3 separate regions of the Homo sapiens genome follow, and regions 1 and 3 are each linked to region 2. Evidence: chromatin loops called from intact Hi-C (ENCODE). Cell type or tissue: PC-9. All regions are shown on one strand.

Evidence for each region. A loop is a pair of places that touch in the nucleus more often than their neighbours do. Peaks named below come from ENCODE experiments on the same cell type or tissue, not always from the same donor. Only the 100,000 strongest peaks of a DNase experiment are listed, where the experiment ranks them.
Region 1: it touches region 2 in a loop (12-fold over the local background); 1 of 110 quality-filtered maps calls a loop at or near these places.
Region 3: a loop joins it to region 2, with 5 times the contacts of the local background. A loop is called at or near these places in 1 of 110 quality-filtered maps.

What each region holds. Positions count from the first base shown.
Region 1 is chr2:134,816,791-134,820,790 of GRCh38, forward strand. It overlaps the pseudogene C18orf32P2. Among named protein-coding and RNA genes, the nearest start is that of ACMSD, 20 kb to the right of the region's middle. In PC-9, no CTCF peak of the experiment used is centred here; DNase peaks (open chromatin) are centred at 1,651 and 2,721; H3K27ac peaks cover 2,271 bases.
Region 2 is chr2:134,682,091-134,686,090 of GRCh38, forward strand. All of the region lies in intron 2 of TMEM163 (transmembrane protein 163), which reads right to left. Among named protein-coding and RNA genes, the nearest start is that of TMEM163, 35 kb to the right of the region's middle. RefSeq lists an enhancer at 1,664-1,733. In PC-9, no CTCF peak of the experiment used is centred here; a DNase peak (open chromatin) is centred at 1,691; H3K27ac peaks cover 2,493 bases.
Region 3 is chr2:134,773,157-134,777,156 of GRCh38, forward strand. No RefSeq gene overlaps it. Among named protein-coding and RNA genes, the nearest start is that of TMEM163, 56 kb to the left of the region's middle. In PC-9, no CTCF peak of the experiment used is centred here; a DNase peak (open chromatin) is centred at 2,255; H3K27ac peaks cover 3,792 bases.

The sequences.
Region 1 (4,000 bases), 130 kb after region 2:
GAATTCAGTTTTCATTAATATAGCTTTCATTTCTGTATCTGCCATTTTAACAATATGACAAATGGAAGGCTTGTGATTTAGACACTGTTTCTAAATCAGTACTTTAAAATCTTTGGTTGTCAGGTGCCTCCTGAGCGCAGTAGGTATCACGTCAGTCTCATAAAATCTTTAGTTGTCTATTATTCATTCATATGAATTTGATGACTGCTCTAATTTCTTTGGACTCTTCTCATTTGAGTGGGGTACAATTTTACCATGAAACAGTGCGGTCAGACTGCAGTTTTGGAGGTGATAATGATGTCAAACACAAAGATAGAATTACTGTCCAACACAATGGAGCAGTTTGTCCATGCAATAGTAATATAATTTATTGCTCTGAAGAAGATAGAAAAGATAGGGAAATAGGGGAAACTTTCTTGAAAGATGAAACATCTTTTACATAAATGTTTAATATAATTATAAAATTCTATTTAAAAAAAAGGAGTTGGGGCCGGGCACAGTGGCTCACACCTGTAATCTCAGCACTTTAGGAGGCCGAGGCAGGCAGATTACATGAGGCCAGGAATCTGAGACCAGCCCGGCCAATATGGTGAATGAAACTCTGTCTCTACTAAAAATACAAAAATTATCCGGATGTGGTGGCACATGCCTATAATCTCAGCTACTTGGGAGGCTGAGGCAGGAGAATCGCTTGAACACGGGAGGCAGAGGTTGCAGTGAGCCGAGATCGCGTCACTGCACTGAAGCCTGGGTGACAGTGAGACTCCGTCTCAAATAAATAAATAAGTAAATAAAGGAGTTGGAATGGGTGTACTCATCCCATGGCTGTTTTCCCAGCCTTCTCTTTGCTGTTTTTAGTTTGCCCTTTGCCAACCTGAACCTACAAAGGACACCATATATATATGTATATGTACACACACATAAATAATATATATATATGTGTGTATATATATGTGTATATATATATTTGAGACAGGGTCTCACTCTGTCACCCAGTCTGGAGTGCAATCGTGCAATCATAGCTCACTGCAGCCTCAAACTCCTAGGCTCAAGCAGTCTCCTTGCCTCAGCCTCCCAAGTAGCTGGGAATACAGGTGTGCACCACCATGCCCAGCTACTTTTTAAATATTTTGTAGGGAGGGGACCTCGCTATGTTGCCCAAGGCTGGTCTGGAATTCCTGCCCTTAAGCGGTCCTCTGGCCTCAGCCTCCCAAATCCACATCTGGGATTACAGATGTGATCCACTGCACCCAGCTGCAAAGGACATCTTCTAAAGTTTAGCCCAGTCTTTCAGAATCTTGGTGCACATTAGAGTCACCTGAGGAACTTAAAAAAAAACTACCAGACCTGTGTCTCCCTAAATAACATCAAGAACCCTGCAGGGGATTTGCAAATCCAGGACATATGGGCTACAGGGACTGTAGACATGTCCAAAGAGATTAAGGCAAAAGGGAAGCTTTTAAAGGGAAAAGGGAAAATTACACATAATTTGTTTTGGGTCAGAAAGAACACTGGTTACAGGGGCTTATCACAGGAGTTGATGCCAATTCATTATGGAGACAGTGTCAGGCAAGTGTTCCATACGTCCAGCTAGCTGTGACTCAGTAGCAAGCTGAGTCACAATACGTCCTTGTGACTCAGGTAGCAAGCTGCAATTTGAGAAGTCCTTGACTAAAGTTCTTGTTACAGGTATATGTGCGTAAGAGCCCTTCTGAGAGTCTTTGTAACAGTTCTTATCACAGGCATTTGCGCACTGAGGGCCCTCCCTTCTCAGAATCCCAGCTTTGTTTATTTTTTTGTTAGAGTTTGACACAAGCGACTCCATTTTGCTTCTGACAACTTTCACACCTGTTAATTCTGAATGTGGTTTGGGGTGTGTACATGCCAGATTTAGTAGGTAGAAATACAGAACTGTAATTAAATTTGAATTTCAGATAAGTAATGAGTTATTTTTTGGCCGGGCACGGTGGCTCAGGCCTGTAGTCCCAGCACTTTAAGAGGCCAAGTGGGGGCAGATTATCTGAGGTCAGGAGTTCCAGACCAGCCTGGCCAACATGGTGAAACCCCGTCTCTACTAAAAATACAAAAATTAGCCAAACATGGCGGCATGCACCTGTAATCCCGGCTACTCGGGAAGGTGAGGTGGGAGAATTGCTTGAACCCGGGTGGCAGAGGTTGCAGTGAGCTGAGATCATGCCACTGCATTCCAGCTTGAGTGACAGAGTGAGACTCCATCTCAAAAAAATAAAATAAATAAATAAATAATGAATTATTTTTTAAGCATAAGTACATCTCAAGCAATATTTGAGACACACCTTATACTGAAAATATTATCCATTATTCATCTAAAATTCAAATTTAGGCATTTCTGGCAACTGTGGGAGGGGAAGAAAGGGATGAAGGGGAGAGGTGGATAAAGTTCTCTCAAGTGATTGCCATTTGGTATTTAAGATTGAGAACCTCTGGTTTTGCCCAACCCACCCTCAACCTTACAAGAAAAAGAGTTATTTTCTGTCACCAGAGTTCTGAATAAGTCTAGAGTGATGTTCATTCTTTTTAAAACACACATCAGATGGTTAATTTCCCATTCCTTTATTTCTGCCTCTCCCCTCCATAGCTTTGTAACAGTATGCCATGATTGACAACCCTAGCATTGTCATTATGAATGACTAGCACATAATCTCCCATCATGTAAATGTCTACCACCTCATTTCTGAATTAGTCATCGATTACGGCAGTAGGGAATGAAGAGGCTTAGTCAGAGGAAAGCTGCTTCCTGATTCAAAGTCATGGTGGAAAAAAGATGAATAAAATTCAAGTGCACCACTAGCTTTTAGGTTGGCACTCATAAATCTGATTTAAGGTGAGCCAGTCATTTTTCCTGGATGCCAGTAGGCATAGCTAGCTCTTTCCACAATTGCAGAGCCTTATTAGGTTACTCTGATCTGGCAAAGCTAACACAATCAGAGGGGATCCTGGATTGAATCTCAATTTTTGGTTCCTGCAATTGATTTAAAAGAGTTCAGGAGGCAACTAGAGTAGAATGTGGAGGGCTGTAGGATTACTGACTCAATTATTTGAGCAAACAGGTATGTCTAGGTTATCAGAATGGGATGAGAACATTGGATTATGACTAAAACAGCTCAGAGAAGATAAACCATTGTGTTTCATGGTCAAGGATGGCATTAGTGATGATGACTTTTGAGAACAGTGACAATGTGAAACATCACAAATTCTTTTTATTATTATTATTATACTTTAAGTTTTAGGGTACATGTGCACATTGTGCAGGTTAGTTACATATGTATACATGTGCCATGCTGGTGTGCTGCACCCATTAACTCGTCATTTAGCATTAGGTATATCTCCTAATGCTATCCCTCCCCCCTCCCCCCACCCCACAACAGTCCCCAGAGTGTGATGTTCCCCTTCCTGTGTCCATGTGTTCTCATTGTTCAATTCCCACCTATGAGTGAGAATATGCGGTGTTTGGTTTTTTGTCCTTGTGATGGTTTACTGAGAATGATGATTTCCAATTTCATCCATGTCCCTACAAAGGACATGAACTCATCATTTTTTATAGCTGCATAGTATTCCATGGTGTATATGTGCCACATTTTCTTAATCCAGTCTATCATTGTTGGACATTTGGGTTGGTTCCAAGTCTTTGCTATTGTGAATAGTGCCACAATAAACTTACGTGTGCATGTTCTTTGAAACCGACGAGAACAAAGACATACCAGAATCTCTGGGACACATTCAAAGCAATGTGTAGAGGGAAATTTATAGCACTAAATGCACACAAGGGAAAGCAGGAAAGATCCAAAATTGACACCCTAACATCACAATTAAAAGAACTAGAAAAGCAAGAGCAAACACATTCAAAAGCTAGCAGAAGGCAAGATATAACTAAAATCAGAGCAGAACTGAAGGAAATAGAGACACAAAAAACCCTTCAAAAAATTAATGAATCCAGGAGCTGGTTTTTTGAAAGGATCAA
Region 2 (4,000 bases):
CCTACAGAGCACAGAAAATGACTGGTGTGAGTTTTCTCAATTCTCCCAGGCATGGTACATGGCTACTGCTATTCTTGATGCATGGGACTGCGGTTAATCCATCACATACAACACTCTTCTCAGGGTATTAGAGCTTACATCTCTTGCAGAACCCAGGTTGAGAAAGGCTGAGGGAGGGGGATTTTCTCATACATTTTTATTCACTTTCCCTTATCACTTCACAAAGCTGCAACTTCTCTTCTTGTTTGGGGAGAGGCCAAGAACACACACAGGTCATGCTCAGCTTATTTTGCAGGGTCAAAGCTGTGTCTCAGTCTGCTGACCATTTCTTGTGTCAGCAGCATCCTCAGTAAACTGAGGTGAGTAGGGGCCATCCCTTTATACGGAAAGAAAACTAATGAGAAAGTAGGCCCAAGTCTACAGCACCACAGGCTAAGAGCGTGAAGAGCCTTGGGAGAGTTCTTCATTCTCACACTTACAAATATAATTAAAACAACGAGCTACCATAACACACCTATTAGAATGACCAAAATCCAGAATACTGTCAACACCAAACACTGATGAATAGGTGGAGCGACAGGAACCCTCATTCATTACTGCCGGGAATACAAAATGGTGCAGCCACTTTGGAGGACAGTTTGGCAGTTTCTCACTCTTACCAAAAATTGTGCTCCTTGGTATCTACCCAAAAGAGTTGAAAATTTATGTCCATACAAAAACCTGCACACAGATGTTTATAGCAGCTTTATTCACACTTGCCAAAAACCTGGAAGCAACCAAGATGTCCTTCAGTAGATGAGTGGATAAACTTTGCTACATCCAGGCAATGGAATGTTACTCAGTGCCAAAAGGAAATGAGCTATCAAGCCAGGAAAAGACACGGAGGAACCGTAAACGCATATTGCAAAGAGAAAGAAGCCAAACTGAAAAGGCTACATACTGTATGATTTCAACTGTATGACATTCTGGAAAAGACAAAACTATAGAAACAGGTTACCTAAAGGGAGGAGAAGATGAATAGGTGAAAGATGGGATTTTTAGGAGAGTGAAGATACTCTACATGATACTATAATGGTGGATACATGTCATTGTACATTTGTTCAAACCCACAGAATGTACAACACCAAGAGTGAGCCCTAATGTAAATAATGGACTTTGGGTGATAATGATGTGTCTGTGTAGGTTCATCAAGTGTAACAAATGCACCACTCTGGTGGGATCTATTGATAACGGGGGGAAGCTATGTGTTTATGGGGGCAGAGTATATGGAATATCTCTGTACCTTCCTCTCACATTTGCTGTGAACCTAAAACTGCTCTAAAAAAGTCTTTAATTTAAAAAAAAAAAAAAGAAAAGAAAATGGAAACCTAAACTAAACTCATTTGTGAAGCCATAAACCACCAGAACAACTTTTCTGATCATAGAGCAAACAACAGGGGTGGCAATTACAAAACATGAATAACTTGACACTATTACCTAAATTTCTGCTTATTAGTGGTTCTGCAACTCTGCTGACTAAATCCATAATAAGTCATGCTGATTACTGGGCATGCTGAATGACAGGCCTTACTCATTCCTCTGTCTCCACCACAGACCCTGGCTCAATAGCAGGTGTTTAGTAGACGCTGGGAGGGAAGGAGGAAGAAGTTTATCAGATTTTGCTATGAAAACAAATATGGCCAGCAACAGGCAAAAGGGCAATGATAGCAACTAGAGTGACTCATTTCTGCAATTCCCTGAACTTGACACGTCAACACCAAGGTCATCATTGGGGGAAACACAGAACAAACACTTTTAGCACTGGTGACTATGGACATAATATGCCCTCAATTTATAGAGGCCTCTGAAGGGTACAGTTTAACTTCTGGTCAATTCAAAGCAGTAAAATGGGCATTTTACCAGCAATGACTAATGATAATCACTGCCATTTATTTGTGCTAAAATGACCTAAGCAGTTGCATGTGTTAGGACCAATACTCACCATGTCCTGGAAGTAAGTACTATTATCTTGCTTTACTGATGAGGAAAGCAAGACCTATAACAAGGTTTAGTGACTTGTTCAAGGTCACAGAACAAACAAACAGCTCTTGGTCTTTGCCTGATGATATATACCACTCCCCTGATTCTCTTAACAAATGTTGAAGTGAGCACCTTCTATCTGCGAGTAAATGAAAAGATGTATCAAGCATAAACCTTACCATCGAGAGGCTTCACTAGTGAAGGTTACAGACGTACCCAACTACCACCTACAGGCAAAATGAGCCCCAGCTAAAACCACAGGCAGCAGTGCTGTGGGATGGTAATTATTAATAATTCTGCGAGCATGAGTGAAGGCTCAGGTGGTGCCTTGAAGGAGCTGAAGGTTTCTCCAAGGCCAAGGACAATGGGAAGAGGTTTTCTTCTGAGGGAACCCCATGAGCAAGGGGCACCTCGGAGTCTGAGCTATCAGCTAATGAGGCTGCACTTCAGAGGTATCAAATAAAAGGGCACAAGAATAGGATGGAGCCCCACACCCTCAGTGTTTTGGGAACACAGAGAGATACCTTAAAAGCAGGCCGGGCGAGGTGGCTCATGCCTGTAATACCAGAACTTTGGGAGGCCGAGGCAGGTGGATCATGAGGTCAGGAGATTGAGACCATCCTGGCCAACATGGTGAAACTCCATCTCTACTAAAAATACAAAAATTTGCCAGTGTGGTGGTGGGCACCTGTAGTCCCAGCTACTAGGGAGGCTGAGGCACGAGAATTGCTTGAACCCGGGAGGCGGAGGTTGCAGTGAGCCAAGATTGTGCCACGGCACTCCAGCCTGGGAGACAGAGCAAGACCCTGTCTCAAAAAAAAAAAAAAAAAAGAAAAAGCAGAATGAATTAGCTCCCAAGAGAATGGCCTACACAAACACGGCACTCCAAGAACGTCCATCCTCTCCCACCTAACTCTCAAACTTCATGTCCACACCTTGCTGATGTTATACTAAGATTAAAAAGGAACTACTTCTCCAAACCCTCCCTTGGGTGCTGAGTTGACAAGGTAATTGACAGAATATGTCTTCTCTCAAGGGTCAAACAGTATTAACGTTTAAAGATCCTGGCTGAGTCAGCTTCTGAAGCCACTCATTGCATCTTAAAGATGTCTGACCCTTAAGAATAACTGTTTCTAAAATTCCCATTTAGTTGCTCTAGATTTCCACTATAAACCCACCACTCACAATTCTCTTGCTTTATATAAGTCATCATAATATCCTAATAGCATATTAATTTCTAATCCAGAAAGAGCTGTGAGTAGGTAGAAAACAACAAACCAATAATTGGATCTGTAACTTGAAGTCTTTTTATCATGAGCAGTTTTGGGAGAGCAATTTTGCTCTTTGCTAAGTGAAGCAATTCAGAATGCTAGGAATACTAAATTATGGACATGAATTATTTATGAGTAATAAAGCATAATTTAGCATAATGTTACTATTTGAGTTATAAAATAAGGTACTTTCAAGAAAAGTCACTGTAAGGTCCAAGGTTAGCCTAATTAGATCTGGAGAACCCGTCACCACAGCTCCTGCTTTCCCACTTGCCCCCATCAGCATTTTATGCAATCATTATAAAACTTACAAAGGGAACATGGAAGAAACACCACCAAAACTAAGAATTCTCTGTCCAAAAATAAAACATACAATCATCATTAAACCCATTTTCTGAAATGACCACCTCATAGATTCTTGGGTATGATTACACTCTCCATTACCTACTTAGGGACAGCAAATAGGTTTTGCATTCACTTGTACTTTTTCATTACAAGAAATGGAGATTCCAACCCCGAATGGCCTAAGCAAAAAGGAAATGTATTCACTCATGTCACACACACCAACAAATGTCTAGAACAAGACTATCTTCAGCTATAGCTTGATTTAAAGACTCTGCCAGCCATATACCTGTCTGTCCTGTCACAGAAATGGCTGCCACAGGTCCTGGTGTCATACCCAGAGTCCAGCCAGGAGGAAAGGAGTGGCA
Region 3 (4,000 bases), 91 kb after region 2:
TTCATGTTCAACTTAGAGACTTTCTAAGAAAACATAATAAACATCAAAAATAAAAATTATTTATAATCTCATTAATCACAAATAATTGCTCTTAACCATTTGACATATTTTCTTTCAGACTCTCGCCAGTGTACAGTATATATTTTGTATGTCACACAGTGTCCTGCCCAAAAAGTATGAGTTGATTTGACTTTTTTATTTTATAAAAGAATGTGAGAAGGGAAACAGGCAGCCCCAATGGGAGGCTGGCCGGGAGAAAGAGTGGAGAATTACCATCCATCACTATCCCCAGTGCAGGCTTCCTGCCCAAGGAGGCTTGGTTTTGCATAAGAATTCTCAGTGCCCTGCCCTGGGCCATGTGGCCATGTGGCTCTGCCATCTGTTGAGCAGATAAGGGAGCCTGGGTTTCTGACGTGGGTCCCTGGCACCTGGTGAATACACCGGTAAATGGGCCTTTCGCTGGTGTGACTGTCTGGTGCATCACAGACCTTACCGCCCTGGGCTTCCCCCCACTCCGCAGTTGGGTAAGTGAGAGGCTGTTGCCGTGGCAGCAGGAAATTTGTTTCCTTATCCAAACTGTGAGGTTCAGGGAAGGTTATTCAGGAGTGGTTTCACAGTGGAAACAGAAAACTGTTTCAGACAAAATGGGGAAAAAAATAAATCTCAGGAATTCATTTTGTCTTCTTGGCTCCCAGAACATCTCATTCAGAGGGAAGCTGTCACCTTTCTGTTTCTGACCTGGCACGAGGCTCAGAACTCATGCCCTGCCTGTCTTTAGCCTGCTCTTTTTTTTCCCCCTTAATGTGAGGCCCAAAGTGAAAGTCCCCAGGGAGCAACTGCTCTAAATACTGATTCACAAATGGAGGAGGGGTGTGGGGCAAGATCTGCTGCGACCCTCCCCAGCCACACACCTTTCCCACTTTCCTGCCTCATCATCCCACATGCTCTGGCCAGGACAAAGTGAAAGTGTGACATGACCCCAGGGGCCCCAGGCTCAGGGTTTTCCTTTCCATGGAGGTCAGCGCCTCTTATCACAATGAATTCAGCACACTCAGCCTTACTCACTCCTGCCAGAGCCCAGCATGATGCATTGATAAAAGCACGGATTTTAGAGGCAGCACATTTGGGCTCAAATTCCCCCTTGAGCAAGTTCTTTAACTTCTTTCAGACTCAGTTTCCATGTCTGAACAATGGAAATGGTAATGCCCACGTCAGGTCTCTTAGGCAGACTAAATGGCTGCAAAGCCCCTGGCCTAGAGTACAGTCACAGCAAACATGACTTCCCTTCCCTATTCACAGAGGCCAGTCCGGTGGAAGTGGATTCCCTCTCTATATATGTTTCTTCTGGGGACCTCAGGAGGTCATCTGGTGACACACTTCTCCATTAGCATCTTCCACAGTGTTCCCAAAAAGGAATCACATGTCATTACCTTGACATTTGCAGTGCTTACTAAAATAGAACCTGATATGAAGTTCAGAGACTAAAAGTCACAATTCAGGGCCTAAAGAGGGTTCAAAATAAAAATTACCTGGGGTGAGAAGTTTAATTCGGGAAAATGTGAGTAACTCTCTTTGGGGAAAAAGGTAGATGCTTCCCAAAACTGCCTCAACAGAAACATTTAATGAGGAGGAAGGCCTGCTGGGGCCTGGGGATGGCACAGATGTCCCAGCCCCATGCGATGAGGCCCTCTTGGATTAGAACCATTGCTGGGCCCAGGTGTGGCCTGTGGAAGAACGTGCATGTGGGTCCCAGAGGAGTGCCTGAGCCCTGCTTTTATAAACAGCTTCATCAGATAATCTCCTGACACTTCGAAGGGGGAGTCCTCCCCACAGGAAACGCGAAAGCACAAGATAAGTGATCTTATCCTTTTCCACTTAGGCTTCTTCAGAAGAGACACAGCGGAGAGCAGTGTGTGAATGGAAGACAATTTTTACTTAAAGATTGTAGTTTCAAGATTATTTCTACAAACAGATACTAAATGCCTCCATGTGACAGGCAGGATAAAGGCCAACTCCTCACCACAGCATGACAGGCCAGGGCATCCAGAGGGATGTATGCTCCCTCCAGCCGCCCTGAACTTGACTCACTTCCTTGAGCACCCCGACAAAAACCCTCCTTCCTCATCCCAGCTCCAGGGGTGAATGGTGGCAGTGCCTAAACCAGGCCTGGCAATCCCATTTCCCTGGAGGTGATTCATTTGGGTGTGGGCATGGAACAGAGTTCTGGCTAAGAACTAGAAGGGAAATCTTTAGTTCCCTGGGGAGTGGGGAACCAAAAAGCACATTAAACAAAAAGCTCCTATTATTCTGCTGGACACGCCCATGTCTGTATGTGAAGCCAGGAACAAGGGCAACCACTTCGTAACTGAGAGTGAGCTAAGCTGATATGTGAAGATAACAAAGGGAAAAGGTGAAAAGAACCTGGGCTTTAGAGAATGTTGTTTGAGCTGCTGGACTAATTGGCCCTGCAGCTGCTCTACCTCAGGACTTCTTGCTGAGTGAGACAATACATTCCCCTATAGAGTGAAATAATACATTCTCCTATACAGTGACATAATACATTCCCCTATAGTTGTAGCCATTTTGAGATGGGTTTTCTGTTCGTTCCCACCAAAAGCATCCTAAGTGATACATGGTCCCATCGACTTGAAGTCGATTTTTAATGCTGTATTTTAATTATATACATAGTCACAAGACTAGATTGTTTTTCTCTGAAGCTTCTACTTTGTTTTTCAAGGGAGCAGGGGAAATGAGGGGCACAGCAAGAGAGAGGAAGCACAATCTTTCTTGGCTGTCTACGAACTGAGACTAGCATTTGCCTGGATGATTGTTTGTTCCTGTGGGGATGAGTGGTTGCCTTTTCACATTTCACTAGGGTGTATGTACGTGTGTGCTGTGAAGGGGAGGATGCACTTGGAGGATTGCTTGCAAAAGACAAGGAGCTGAAGGAAAAAGTTAAAGGAGTTCTTTTTCTGAGGGTTTTTATGGGAATCTATACATGGACAGCCAGGGACTTTTCTCCACTCCACACAAAGCCACCTGGCCAAGGGGGCGAGTAGGCATGCAAATCCAGCTCGTTCCCTGCTAATTGAAATGCCTGGCACTGGCTGCATCCACCTGGAGGAAGGGGCATTTTTCTAATCTGCACAAAGGTACGATAAGGGCTGGTGGTCACTTTATTGCAATATTGCTTCAAGGCCAGGTAACGAAGTGTGTCACAGAGGTCAAGAAGACCTATGTTCATATTTAGCCCAAAGCTGTTCTAGAAGTCCATTCCGGAAGTAGGGACTTTGGCAACAGCAGGAGAGAGCTTTCGGAACAGATGTTCTTGACATCTCGAAGAGCATGTCCCTATGTCTATAAATTGCTTTAAACATTTCATCATAGACCAGGTGTGCTAGACATATGTGCTAGATGGTTCAAATGTCATCTCTGAGCATGTCAGTTGTCTTAATCAAACATATGTGTTCTAGGGGTGATCAGTTGGCTTTACATCAGAAAGGCCACAACACATGCTTCTGATCGCATTTCCATCAATGCTTTGCCAATTAGGACAGTAAATGTCAGAAATTGCTGTTGAATGATGAAATTGGCGACTTGTTGATTAATGTGATTCATGGTTAGATATGCATTCTCGTTGGTGAAATAATGGTATTTAAGATATGTGGACTGCACAAAATACTTTAGAGATAGACAATTAAAACACAGCTTGCTAAATACTAGGATAAAGGGTCATCAGGCTGCTTGGATCAGACACATCACAATACATCAAGGCTTGAGGGGCGATCTTCCAGGGTGTGATCACTTGATCTGAGTCTTGCAGGATTAGCCAAGTGGCCAGGGTGGAGGAGCAGAATGAAAGGCATTCAAGTGGGATGGCAGCATGTGTGAGGGATTGCTGTTGTGACTGTGGGGTCCCCGGGGAGTCTGCAGGGAATTAAGCTCTTTGGCAGGTGGGGCATAGGATGCACTGGGTGGGGAGGGTGCAGGATAGAGTGGT